Linked DNA regions of Mus musculus: region 1 is linked to region 2. The links are chromatin contacts, found by POLR2A ChIA-PET in ENCODE. All regions are on one chromosome and are shown on one strand. The core of a region is the stretch at or near the end of the contact, and the rest is flanking DNA. Distances in the headings are between cores, read along the strand shown.

Region 1 (6,199 bases), core at 242-2,741, 290 kb before region 2:
TGCAGTCAAAGCTTCAGTCTGTTCTCTCCCCAGCATGGGATTACTGCAGATAGTTTAATTCTCTCTAGATCTCTGCCATGCTGTCATAACTGGATTAACACTTCATGGTTAGTAAGAGCCTCTGGGAGTATATGTAAGGACAGGACCAGGAGGTTAATTATGGGTGAGGGAAGAGATGACCTAAATGTGGGCAGCACTATCCCATAGGCTAGAGGATGGATATAAAAGGAACGAGGCCAGGGTATGGTGGCATACACTTTTAATCTCAGTATTCAGGAAGTAGAGGCAGGTGATCTCTGTGAGTTCAGGCCAGCCTGGTCTATAGCTCGAGTTTCAGGAAGGTCAGCCAGGCCTGCACAGAAAAACCCTGGCTTGAAAAGCCAAAACAAGGGCTGAAGAGATGGCTCAGCGGTTAAGATCATCGACTGCTCTTCCGAAGGCCCTGAATTCAAATCCCAGCAACCACATGGTGGTTCACAACCATCTGAAAACAGCTACAGTGTACTTACATAAAACAATAAATAAATCTAAAAAAAGAAAAGCCAAAACAACAACCCCCGACCCCGGGGGAAAAAGGAGTTCCAGGCCAGTAATGAAATTCTGTCTCTCAAAAAGTTAACAGAAGTCTATGGGGTCTGGAGGTCAGTCACAAAGCTCTCAATAAGGACGTGAGACTTCCCTGACTTCTTCCTCTGGCACCCCTACAGAAACAATGGTGGCAAAAGTCACAAGTCATACTCTAGAGGATCAGGAAGTCCAAGCCCTCGGAGTCAACCAACCTGATTTTGAGGGCTTCCTAACACATAACAGGAGCGCAGAACAAAATGGAGCCCCATAGACAAATTATGTCCACACTTCCGCCCTTCCATGGCTTCCAGGTGAGGTCGCCAGACTCCCAGCGTAACATTTGCATACACAAAAGAAATTGAGACATTTCATTGGTCGAGGTTGGAGTCTATCACACTGAGCTGGCTTCCCATTAGTAGCTTTCAATTCCTACCTGCCCCACAAGTCCAGATCACGACCGCCCCTGTTTATTGGTCAAGGCCCCTTCCGTCATCCCTTTAACCCCTCCAGTCCTGTCTTCCCTCGCTCCGCCCCTTCCCCTGCCTAACCGTTAGTCGCGTGCGCGTCTTTCTCCAGGCCGGAGCGCGCGCGCGCACCCCAAGTCGTGGCGGCGTCTCATTCAAACGGTCCAATCAGCGGCCACGTCGCCTCGGCGGGCGCCCCCTTTCTCTCTGCTCTAGGTTTTTAGCCGCTTGGTTCTCCCAGGTCAACTCCTCAGCCGGCGTGAGCCCTCATTGTGATAGCACTCCTCACAAACTGGGTTCGAACTTCTGCTACTATTCTGACAAGAACAGAGAAAAGAGCGTTGACCGCCCAGCAACGTGCGCGTTGACGTACGCGGTCGAGACGTGCCGTGAGGGGGCGGGGCCTGCGAGTAGCTATAAAAGTGCGGTGTTGGGCGCGCGGCCGGTTCTACCGAGGAGCAGACGTAACGTTGTGAGCGTTTCGTAGCGGACGTCGGAATTAGTGGGAGCGGAGTGGGGCCTCGGGGGCCTCGCTAGGGCCACAGCGGCCGGCAGTTGGGCCCCCCGCCCCGGCCGGCGGTCCGAGGAGTGCAGGAAGGGGGCCGGGGGGACCCGCCCCCGGCCGGCTGAAGTCATGGTGAGTGACGCGGGAGGCCCGAGGGGCCGTTGGGGACTCGGGCAGAGGAGGCGACTGCGGCGTCCCAAGTGTTTTCTGGCCAGCTTCTGAGTGCTTTGGTGGCATGGCTGAACGTCCGGAGCCAGGAGTCGGCCCCAGGGCCTTTCAACAAACGGTGCGGGAGCCCAGGCAGCCCTCGGAACCTTGGGGAGGGCTTTGGGCGCCTTGCGGCCCGCCCATGGGTGTTTTAAGGAGCAAGACATCCCGCCGCCATTTCGTCCAGCCTTTTTCTTTTTGGTGTGTGTGGGGGGGCGGCGGTTGATGGGGTTGTTTCAAGCCTAAGTAGGGGAAGGGCTCCGGCTAGGCCTCAGGCCCACCTGGAACCAGTAGTGGACCCATGCGCGTCTTAACGAGCGCTTTGGGTAGGTTCGGGTACGCTGAGCCACGTAGAAGCTTTTTCTGAGACACCGTCCCGGTCAGCCATGGGGCAAAAGCCAGAAGCATCTTAGGTCCAGTTGACAGGCAGTGATTGACAACCTCGGACCTCTAAAGTCTGGATTCTGGTATCCACCCACCTTAATCCTAGCTATTTCAGGCTGCTCACTCTCCTTTTCCCTCCGTGCCTAGAACTCCAATGTGGAGAATCTGCCGCCCCACATCATCCGCCTAGTGTACAAGGAGGTGACAACACTGACGGCAGACCCACCTGATGGCATTAAAGTCTTCCCCAATGAGGAGGATCTCACAGACCTGCAGGTTACCATCGAGGGCCCTGGTGAGTGTGAGCACGGAAGGGAGGGGCCACTTGACCAGATTTCTTCTGTCTTGTGGCTGTGGGACAAATAGGATTCAGCCTCTCAGGTGCTTATGACAAAATGTGGCCTTTTGCTTAGGCTTGCATTAAGGCTGTCAAGTGTTACTTTCCAGAGACGTGAGGATGCATATAAGTGAAGCAGAAATAGAAAGTGTAGCTGGGCGTGGTGGTGCACGCCTTTAATCCCAGCACTCGGGAGGCAGAGACAGGCGAATTTCTGAGTTCGAGGCCAACCTGGTCTACAGAGTGAGTTCCAGGACAGTCAGGGCTACACAGAGAAACCCTGTCTTGAAGAGAAAAAAAAAAAATGTATGCCAGGGGATCTGAAACACTAATCAATCGAATGTCCCAAGACTAAACAAAAAGCATTGTGAGGGGAAACTGGTGGTAATAAGCTGATTTGCATATTTTAAGCAAACCAGTTAGATTTTTCAGACCTCATTTGTCAACTGAATTTCTATATAGTCAGCTAAAATCAGTTTCAAAATCAGGTGACTGGCCTATAATGCTGAGGGTGTGCAATATGTCTGCCTGGTCTGCTGTTAGCTAGTGTAGCAACTGCCAGGTGTAGACCATCTATGATTACCACTTGACCCAAGCAAGTAGGTAAATGAAAACACACCTCTCATGAGGATGGGGAAAGGCTTGGAAAATGGTTTACAGGAAAAGTTGGTGGGTTGGGTCCCTTTGTCCTGAAGAGTGGCAATGTTGAAGGATGTTAGGATATAATAAAGCAGCCCCTTTTCCTCCTCTTCAGAAGGGACTCCCTATGCTGGAGGTCTGTTCCGTATGAAGCTCCTACTGGGGAAGGACTTCCCTGCCTCCCCACCCAAGGGCTACTTCCTGACTAAAATCTTCCACCCAAATGTGGGCCCCAATGGCGAGATCTGTGTCAATGTGCTCAAGAGGGACTGGACGGCTGAATTGGGCATACGACATGTGCTGCTGGTGAGTTTCAGCCATGGTACTTCATCTAGTGTTTAAAAATAAACTGAAGTAGTAGGAGACAAAGTCAAATAGAAATGAAGTTTCCAGCCTTACTGGGAAATAATGGAAGGACTGCCTTATGGCACTAAGTACTGTATTGTAGTGTCAAAGTAGAGACCTGACAACTAATAGGGTGGTTTTATAGAAGGTAGAGAGCAGTGTGTGGTTTAGAGACTCTTTTTTACATGTTTCAATTTAAAAGTGAACTTTTTAAAAGCCCAAACTGGCCATGAACTTAACCTCCAGCCATGGCTATTATATTTTTTGACCCAAGCAAGTGGATTAATGAGACAAATTAATCAGAAGCTGGATTTCTAGGATTGTGCCACCTACCCAGCTGAGTGGTTTTCTTGTGGTTTTTGTTTTGTTGTTTGTTGCACTGTAACCATCACCACTATTTTAATTCAAAGTTGTTTTCCTGTACTAATGTTTTTAACTTGGGGGGTATTACACTGCCTGAGACAGTTTTGGGGACACTATTCAGCATCGTCTGTGTACAAGACTGGACCACAGTTCTCCTTAGTCAGTTGAGGTGGAGGTAACTGATCGAGGAGGCTCCAAGGTCTCTAAAGGCCACTTAAAGTAGTTAGGTCACCTGGTGCCTCCTTTGCACTTTTTCCCCCCTAATGAGCCTCTAGAGCTGATGGTTGTGAAGATAGAGAATTGGGGTTTCCTTCAGGGCACTTGGGAAGGATTAACCTCTAAGGTAAACAACCCCAAAAATCTTTCCTGTTTTGCCTTCCTTTCTGTATGTTGGTTGAGCTTGTTTCTATCCAAAGCACTGGAAATGCTAGATGGCTATTGGCTCTGCTTTGGGGCCTGTTAAAAGAGGGACATCCAGGCCTCCAATTTGGAGGTACAGTAGTAAAAGTTGAGGAGATAGTCCATATTCATTTTCAGCATTGGTAACATCTGCCGGTTCAGGTCAGAAACTCAGAGAAGTGCCTACAACCAACCAACTTAGCTCAGGACTGTTTAATTCATGGAACCTTCTGAACTAACATTTAGAATGAACTGGATTGGATAGTGTACTGGCTAGGTTTGTGTCAACTTGACACAGCTGGAGTTATCACAAAGAAAGGAGCTTCAGTTGGGGAAGTGCATCCATGAGATCCAACTGTAAGGCATTTTCTCAATTAGTGATCAAGGGGAAAGGGCCCCTTGTGGGTGGTGCCATCTCTGGGCTGGTAGTCTCAGTTCAGTTCTGAGAGCAGGCTGAGCAAGCCAGGGGAAGCAAGCCAGTAAGGAACATCTCTCCATGGCCTCTGCATCAGCTCCTGCTTTCTGACCTACTTGAGTTCCAGTCCTGACTTCCTTTGGTAATGAACAGCAATGTGGAAGTGTAAGCTGAATAAACCCTTTCCTCCCCAACTTGCTTCTTGGTCATAATGTTTGTGCAGTAATAGAAATCCTGACTAAGACAGATGGATATATATAATCATTTAAGGCCTGTGATCAGTGGCTCCAAACTTGGCATTCACTTTTAGTTTTCTGTATCTTGTATAGTAGTATAAAACACATAGGAAAACCAAATACAAGTTCTCTAATGCTAAATGCCCTTGAGTAATTTCTCACCTGATTAGGAAGGACCTCTGAACTTATGTTCACCTGTAGAAACAAGGTCAAAGCTACATTAGCTACAGAAAACTGGTTGGAGCAGATAATGAGCTTCCTTAGGAAAGGGCCTCTGGCAACATCAGGCTGCACTTACATGGCATTGGTCCCTTGAAGTGTTTGTAGTAACAGGAAAGCAGCCTTTGAGGGTGACTTTAAATGAATAAGGATGCTAGCAGGCTGGTCCTGATCTGAGGGAGCTGATTTGGGGGTGAAAAGAAGAGCCAGTGTGGTGACCATTAAAGCTAGACAAGCCTCCCTGACCTTAGACCCTTTCTTCACAGACCATCAAGTGCCTGCTGATCCACCCTAACCCAGAGTCTGCACTCAATGAGGAGGCAGGCCGCCTGCTTTTGGAGAATTATGAAGAGTATGCTGCCCGGGCCCGTCTGCTCACAGAAATCCATGGGGGTGCATGCAGCACCAGCAGCGGGAGGGCTGAGGCTACCCAAGACCTGGCCAGTGGGGCTTCAGCCTCCTCTGCTGACCCTATGATCCCAGGGGTCCTAGGGGGAGCTGAGGGTCCCATGGCCAAGAAACATGCAGGTGAGCGAGATAAGAAGCTGGCAGCCAAGAAAAAGTTGGACAAGAAGCGAGCACTGAGGCGACTGTAGTGGGGCTCTTTCTCCTTCCCTCCCTTCTGTCCCCTCCCACTCTGTCTCTAAGTTATTTAAATTATGGCTGGGGTGGGGGAGGGAGTTGGGGGGGGCACCAGAACCTGGATTTGGTTTTCTAAATAAAAAGTTGGAAAAGCAGTTTCTATGCCTGAAGTGTCTAGAACCTCTGCCTGTATTGTGGCTTAGGGTAGCTGGCATTCTTCTGTACCAAGTCTGACTTGCTCCAATTAGGATCTGAGTCACCTTTGCCCTGTGGAGTGGGGCTTAGAGTCTTAAGCTGGAGCAGAAACCCACTGTCTATTCCTCTAGACCAGTGGCTCTAACTGTAATTTTGTTGCTATGAAATATTTTTGGAGACAAGTTTGCCTAAAGGTCAAAGAGCCTTAGGTTTAAGAAGTGTTGCTCTAGAACTGTCTTCAGTAATCTGGTCCTGAATTGGGGCAAGGTTACATCTCATCTCAGCTCTGACTTTAAATTCCCTCCTCCCTGTTTGATTGTTTTGTTTTAAACTGTAAAAGCC
Region 2 (6,629 bases), core at 3,169-5,668:
CTAGGGCTACACAGAGAAACCCTGACTCAAAAAAACAAAACAAAACAAAACAAAACGAAACAAAACCAAAAACAAAACAAAACAAAAAATCAGGTCTCCAGGAGTGGTGTGAGGGGTGATCTCGAATCTAGACTTATGGCTTAAGAGAGAGACCTAGCAAGCTGGATCTAGTGGTTAAAGCCTGTAATCATAGTTGCTCCGGAGGCTGAGGCAGGAGAAGCATCGTAAGTTCAAGGCCATCCTGGGCAACAGAGAGTTCAAGGGCGACCTAATGAGACTATGCCTCACAATAGAAAGAAAAACAGGGGGGGGGGGGGATGTGCTGGGAATGGAGTTCAGTGGTGGAGTGCTGCTCTAACTTTTACAAGGTCCCTGGTTGGGTTCCATCTCCATACAGGGGTGTTGGGGGAGGCTGGTGTTCTGGGCTCCTAGGTCTGCAGAATTGTCTTGTCTGTCACTCGTGCAGTTTTATGTGCTGGAGAATAATCTGGAAGCGGTAGCCCGACACATGCTGATCTTCAGTCTAGCCCTAGAGGAACCTGAGAAGATGGGGCTCCAAGGTCAGTTGCTTAAGACTCTAGCATTCAGCCAGGGAGGTGGGTATGTCTATAATCCCAGCACTTGGAAGGCAGAGGCATGTTGTGTCCGGCCAGCCGACCACATGTTTTGGGTCCTAGGCTGGAAAGGCATGTTGGAAACCTGGAAGAGAAGAAGGGCTAGGCTGCGCGAGATAAGGAAGGAACCAAGACAAGCTTTCTGCTCAAGGTTCAATTTTAATGTCAGCAAACACGCTTTATAAAGAAAAGGGGAGGCCCGTCCCTGGCCAAGCAAAGTTCCTTTGAAGTAGATAGGTCAGCCTTTTAGTGGGAACTCGCAAAGATCGCAGTTCGGTGTTAACTCTGGAAGATTCTTGGAAGAGAACCGGTTCAGGCCTCTGGCAGGTTGAGCCTCAGGCAGGTAGTGGCACATCAAAGGAGCAGCACAGCAGGTGGCTCCGCTCAGGCGGTGGTGGATGGTCACAGCCAGCCTTGCTGGGCTGGAAGGAGGTAACAGAGGCAGGCAGATTTCTGAGTTCCAGGACAGCCAGGGTTACACAGAGAAACCCTGTCTCAAAATGAATGAATGAATGAATGAATGAATGAATGAATGAAACAAAAGACTCTAGCATTCAAATTCAAAGCTCCCACCCCCAAAGATACTGGCCTTCCAATGGTGTGATTTAAAGCTTTGGAGATGGGATGGACCTGGTAGTGCACACCTTTAACCCCAGCACTCCAGGGACAGAGGCAGGTGGGTTTCAAAGCGTTCAAGGCCAGCCTGGTCTACATAGTGAGATCCAGGCCAACCAGGGTTCATAGTGAAACCCTGTCTCAAAAATACAAAATAAATAAACCTTTGAAAACGTAGCTCAGCTAGTAGAGCGCTAGTGTGCACAAAGCCCCAGGTAGGGTGGCACAAGGTCACAGCTCTAGGGAGGTGGCCAAGAGGTTCAGAAATTCAGGTTGTCCTTAGCTACACAGTTTTAGGTTTTGTGGGGTGTATCACATGCCATTTCAAAAAACAAACAAATGGAGTCTGTGAAGATGGCTCAGCTGGTAAAGGTGCCTTCGATCAAGCTTGATGATCCGGACTTAATCTCTGGGACTATAAGAGAACTGTCCCCTGAAGGTCATCATCTGATACCCACACATGTGTTATAATAGGAACACACACAATAAATAAAATGTAAAAGGCAGAGAGAGAGAGGGGGGGGAGAGAGAGAGAGAGAGAGAGAGAGGAGAGAGATCTTCAGTTTTTATTTCCTATGTCATCCTTTGCAAAATGCAGATTCCACTAATGTGGGCCTTAATATATATTTATTTAGTGAGTGCATGTGCGAGCCACGGATTACAAGTGGAGGTCAGAGGACAACTCACGGGAGTTGGTTCCCTCCTTCTACCGTATGAGTCTCAAGGACAGATCCTTAGACTTGGCAGCAGGCATTCTTACCCACAGAGCCATCTTGCCATCCCCCACCAATAGGACTCCATTCGAGGATTCTATAGAAAAATGTGTAGTGTTTGGCTTATAACACCAGCTCAGTTCTCTTCTTCCACCACTTGTATTCATTCCAAAGTTCAAACTCAGTTCATCATCAAACTTGGTTGCAGGTACCTTTAACCCTTGCCCTCTGGCCCCCAGGTCCCATAACTCAGTACAGCTTAGTACATCTGAATAAAATTTTTAGGGGTGAGAGGCACTGGGGAGTTAAGACAGAGATATATTGTTGTAGATCAGGCTGGCTTGGACTTTTGGGAATCCTCCTGTCTCAGGCTCCACAATGGGAGATTATAGACACAAGTTGCTCTAAGCAATGGTGTTGTTTTTATTGTTAGTATAGTTGGTCATTGCCACTTGTAGCTCAGGGCATTGAGAATATATTGTTCTTAAACAACTCGAACTTAGTTTATCTGTAGCTCTCTTCTGTAAGATTTGTAAAATTCTAACAAATACACACACACACACACACACACACACACACACACACACACACCACACACACACCCCACACACACCCCACACACAAATAGCTCATTTGGTAGAATGAGCCCAGCACATGGAAGTCCCTTTGGTTTCATCCTTTTTGTTTGTTTGTTTTTGAGACAGGGTTTCTCTGTATATCCCTCACTGTCCTGGAACTTCTTCTGTAGACTAGGCTGGCTGGCCTCAAATTCAGTGATCTGCCTGCCCCTGCCTTCCAAGAGCTGGGATTAAAGGTATGCGCCACCACCACCCAGTGGGTTTCATCCTTAATACCAAATGAAAAAGACAAAAAAAAAATGGTGTTACAATATTAAATTATTTCATCTTTATTGTGGAGTTTGGGGTGTTTTGATTTGGTTTTGGTTTTGGTTTTGGTTTGCTTTCAGATAGTTTTATTGTATTCCAGGGGCTATGTCACCCTTTTCTGATCTCTGAAAAATCTTGCCCATGGTGAACAGATGTACACACTCAGGCACACACACACACACACACACACACACACACACACACACACACACACCGAATAAAAAGTTTAATTTATTAAAAGTATATTTTAAAGACAAGACTTGAGACTATATGTCAGCTTGCTTTGCTTTTGGGAAGTCCCAGCTTCAATCAGCAGTGCTGGGTGGTGGTTGCAGTTCCTGGATTGGTGCAGTTTGTCAAGTCTCCCTCCCTGTTTCATCCTTCCCTCCTCCAGAGCGGAGTGAGACCTTCCTGGAGCTGTGGGGGAACGCGCTGCTGCGACCCTCGGTAGCTGCCTTCCTGCGCGCTCAGGCTAGCCACCTGGCTAATCTGGTCCTGGAGCCTGATCGCCTGGAGGAGCAACTACCCTGGCTTAGTCTTCGGCTGCTCAAGGTGCCACAGCTGCCCACCTTTGTTGGAGGGAAGTGGAATTTGCTTGAAATTTGGGTGGCTGCAGGAAGAATGGAAATGAGCAGTTCAGAGGAATTGAGGGGCTGGAGCAGGCTGGCGTGTGTGTGTGTGTGTGTGTGTGTGTGTGTGTGTGTGTGTCCTAATTCCACAATTCCACCTCTGTAACTCCCACTACTGTGGCCTAGGGTTAGGGGAGACTTTGCTCTCTGTGCCTCATTTTTTCCGCCCCCATAATCACTACCACCTAATGGGATGGAAGGGGAGCCCTCACTGCGTCTCTGTCACTCTCCATGTTTTCCTGGCTGTGCAGTTCCGCGAGCGGGATGCCCTGGAGGCCGTGTTCCGTTTCTGGTCTGGTGGGGAGAAGGGACCTGAAGTCTTTCCCATGAGTCGCCTTTGGGACTCGAGGTTGCGCCACTACCTGGGTTCCCGCTACGATGCCCGGCGTGGTGTTGCCGACTGGGACCTACGCATGAAGCTGCATGATCGAGGGGTGAGGAAGCTTTGAAGCAGGTGGCCAGCATCTGAGTCCAGAGAGAAGGAAGAGGGCGGAGACTCCGCCCCCATATATGAGGAAGGGGGTCTAAACTCCTACCTAGGTCTGAGGAAGGAGGTCTGGACCCTGGAGTTTGAAGTTGGAGGAATTCCTATAGGTATAAGGTTGGGGTTCCTATACCAGATTAATCAGGGCCTTTTTCCCTATCCTCTACTCCAGGCCCAAGTTATCCATATCCAGGAATTCCGACGCTGGCGGGATACAGGTGTTGCCTTTGAACTCAGAGACTTGAGTGCTTACCATGTGCCCAACAGGACTCTGGCATCAGGTCGCCTCCTGAGCCACGTGCGTGTCTACCGCAGGCCTGGACTGCGTATTTTAGGTATCTACCAGTACAGGTCCCCAATTTGGACCTCACTTGCGATCTCATACCTTTGGTTTTTTTCCAGCGTGGGGAACGCGTGGCTGCGCGCGGATACTGGGGGGACATCGCCACGGGGCCCTTTATGGCTTTTGGCATCGAGGCGGACGACCAAAGCCTCTTACGGACGAGAAACGGACAACCAGTCAAGGTGTGGGCCTGGTGGGGCTAGGGTTAGGGCCAGCAGACAAGTTCCTGTTCTCGGCCTTCCAAGCCTGCCTTTTCCGCCTAGTAGCGCCAACGCTTTTTTGAGCTCCACCTCTTATTTTGGTCCAGTGTCTCCATCCAAGTAACAGGCTCTGTCCCCAACTTCTTGGTCCCTATCTTGGAGAGCTATGATCCAGTTCTCTTACTAAGTCCTAAATCCAGCCCCGGAAAAGTAACAAGGAATTCTAGTTTGGGGCTGGCTGTATACATTAAGCCCCGCCCCTACCCACCCCTATTGTTCAAAGCCTAACCTCTGCACCTCCCCCTTTCTCCCCGCAGACTGCGAGCGAGATCACGCAGCACAACGTCACAGAGCTGTTCCGAGAAGTAGCCGCCTGGAGGGGCCCGAGAGCCATCCAGGGGAATGTGGAGGAGACAGAGTCGCCCGAGCCAGATGGTAGGTAGCCAGCAGCTGCAAACTGCAGATAGTCACTGTTTTTTCCCCAAGCTTTGACGGAGCTGGTTTGGAATACCTGGACAGTTGCTCTCTCGTTGATATTCGTTCTCTTTTTCTCTCTTGTCCTCCCTTTCCCAAACCCTGAACCCCACCAGTAGGATTCTCAGCCCTCTCTGGAGTTCTAACTGGGAACCTTTACATTCCTCCCTACACCCTTTCCCTACATGGATTCTGGCTGTCCTTCTTTCTATTCCAGTCCTTAACTCACCTCTCCCTAGGTGCCTTCATTCAAGGGACCATTCACTTTCTTTCCTGTCTGTAAAATGGGTCTCTGCCTCGTGGGCCCACCTCCCCAGATTTGCAGCAATTCAGTTCAGCCAAAGGATTAAAAAAAAGGAAGGCTTCTAGAAAGACATGGAAGGTCGATAATATAGCTCAGCAAGGAGACGTGCTTGCCGTCAGGGCCTTGTAGCTCAAGTTCTATCCCTGGGATCCAAGTAATGGTGGACAGAGAGAGATGACTCAGTAAAGGTTGCCACCTGACCTACACACACTTACCGAGGCACACACCATCACCAAAATAAATAAATAAATAAATAAATAAAATAACTTTAAAGAAAAGGCTAAGAAAGTTGGGCGTGGACAGTGAATGCCTGTCACTCAGAAGGCTGAGGCAGGAGAAAATGCCTGGTTTGGGTCACAATTCCAGATATCTTCAGCTACAAGAGCCTGACTCAAAACAAAAGTAGAAAATAGGGAGTGTTGCCCCTTCTTAGAATTGGGAACAAAACACCCCATGGAAGGAGTTACAGAGACAAAGTTTGGAGCTGAGATGAAAGGATGAACCATCCAGACACTGCCCCACCCGGGGGTCCATCCCATAATCAGCCACCAAACGCAGACACTATTACATACGCCAGCAAGATTTTGCTGAAGGGACCCTGATATAGCTGTCTCTTGTGAGGCTAAGCCAGTGCCTGGCAAATACAGAAGTGGATGCTCACAGTCAGCTATTGGATGGATCACAGGGCCCCCAATGAAGGAGCTAGAGAAAGGACTCAAGGAGCTGAAAGGGTCTGCAACTCTATAGGTGGAACAACAATATGAACTAACCAGTACCCCCCAGAGCTCATGTCTCTAGCTGCATTTTTAGCAGAAGATGGCCTAGTTGGCCATCATTGGGAAGAGAGGCCCATTGGTCTTGCAAACTTTATATGCCCCAGTACAGGGGAATGCCAGGGCCAAGAAGTGGGAATGGGTGGGTAGGGGAATTGTGGGGGCGAGGGTATAGGGGACTTTCGGGATAGTATTTGAAATGTAAATGAAGTAAATACCTAATAAAAAATTGGAGGGAAAAAAAGAAGATAAGTATCCCAAGCTTTTGTCCCCGCTGGCAAGAACACACTCGGGACAACCGGAATCTTCTGCGGCAAAGCTTTATTGCTTACTTCTCAGGAAGACCCTGACCCCAGAAAATGGAGTCGCTTATATAGCCCTCAGCCATGGTGTTTCAGCACCTGATATGGCATGTCAGCTCCTGATTTGTTGCTCGCTCATCACCCCACTACTACGCCCTGAGATGGGCAGTGACTAGGAGTGAGTTCACTCTCGCACCTGCGTACAGGGCTTGTTTACTAGTTAGGCACAGCGGAGGCCAGCGCCATCTTATAATGGCGATTGCTCTCGGCACTGCTCTCCACAGATAAGGA

What was found. ChIA-PET counts read pairs that join two places held with the same protein, here RNA polymerase II (POLR2A).
Region 1: POLR2A ChIA-PET joins it to region 2 with 14 read pairs in embryonic stem cell. The contact joins the promoter of Ube2s here to the enhancer-like site in region 2. POLR2A ChIA-PET finds 5 or more read pairs at or near these places in 3 of 5 experiments (Patski and embryonic stem cell).

Annotation. Positions count from the first base shown.
Region 1 is chr7:4,807,632-4,813,830 of GRCm38, reverse strand. It overlaps Ube2s (ubiquitin-conjugating enzyme E2S), which reads left to right and starts at 1,491. Exons shown (of 4, transcript NM_133777.2): 1 at 1,491-1,668; 2 at 2,275-2,422; 3 at 3,219-3,409; 4 at 5,347-5,817. The coding sequence starts at 1,666. The coding sequence ends at 5,676.
Region 2 is chr7:4,524,705-4,531,333 of GRCm38, reverse strand. It overlaps Dnaaf3 (dynein, axonemal assembly factor 3), which reads left to right. Exons shown (of 12, transcript NM_001033548.3): 4 at 467-560; 5 at 3,224-3,381; 6 at 3,710-3,892; 7 at 4,115-4,240; 8 at 4,345-4,467; 9 at 4,803-4,920. Among named protein-coding and RNA genes, the nearest start is that of Dnaaf3, 4.4 kb to the left of the region's middle. Within about 2 kb of position 4,418, at least 1 of the 3 ENCODE cell types and tissues checked has a DNase peak (open chromatin) inside an H3K27ac peak, as active enhancers do.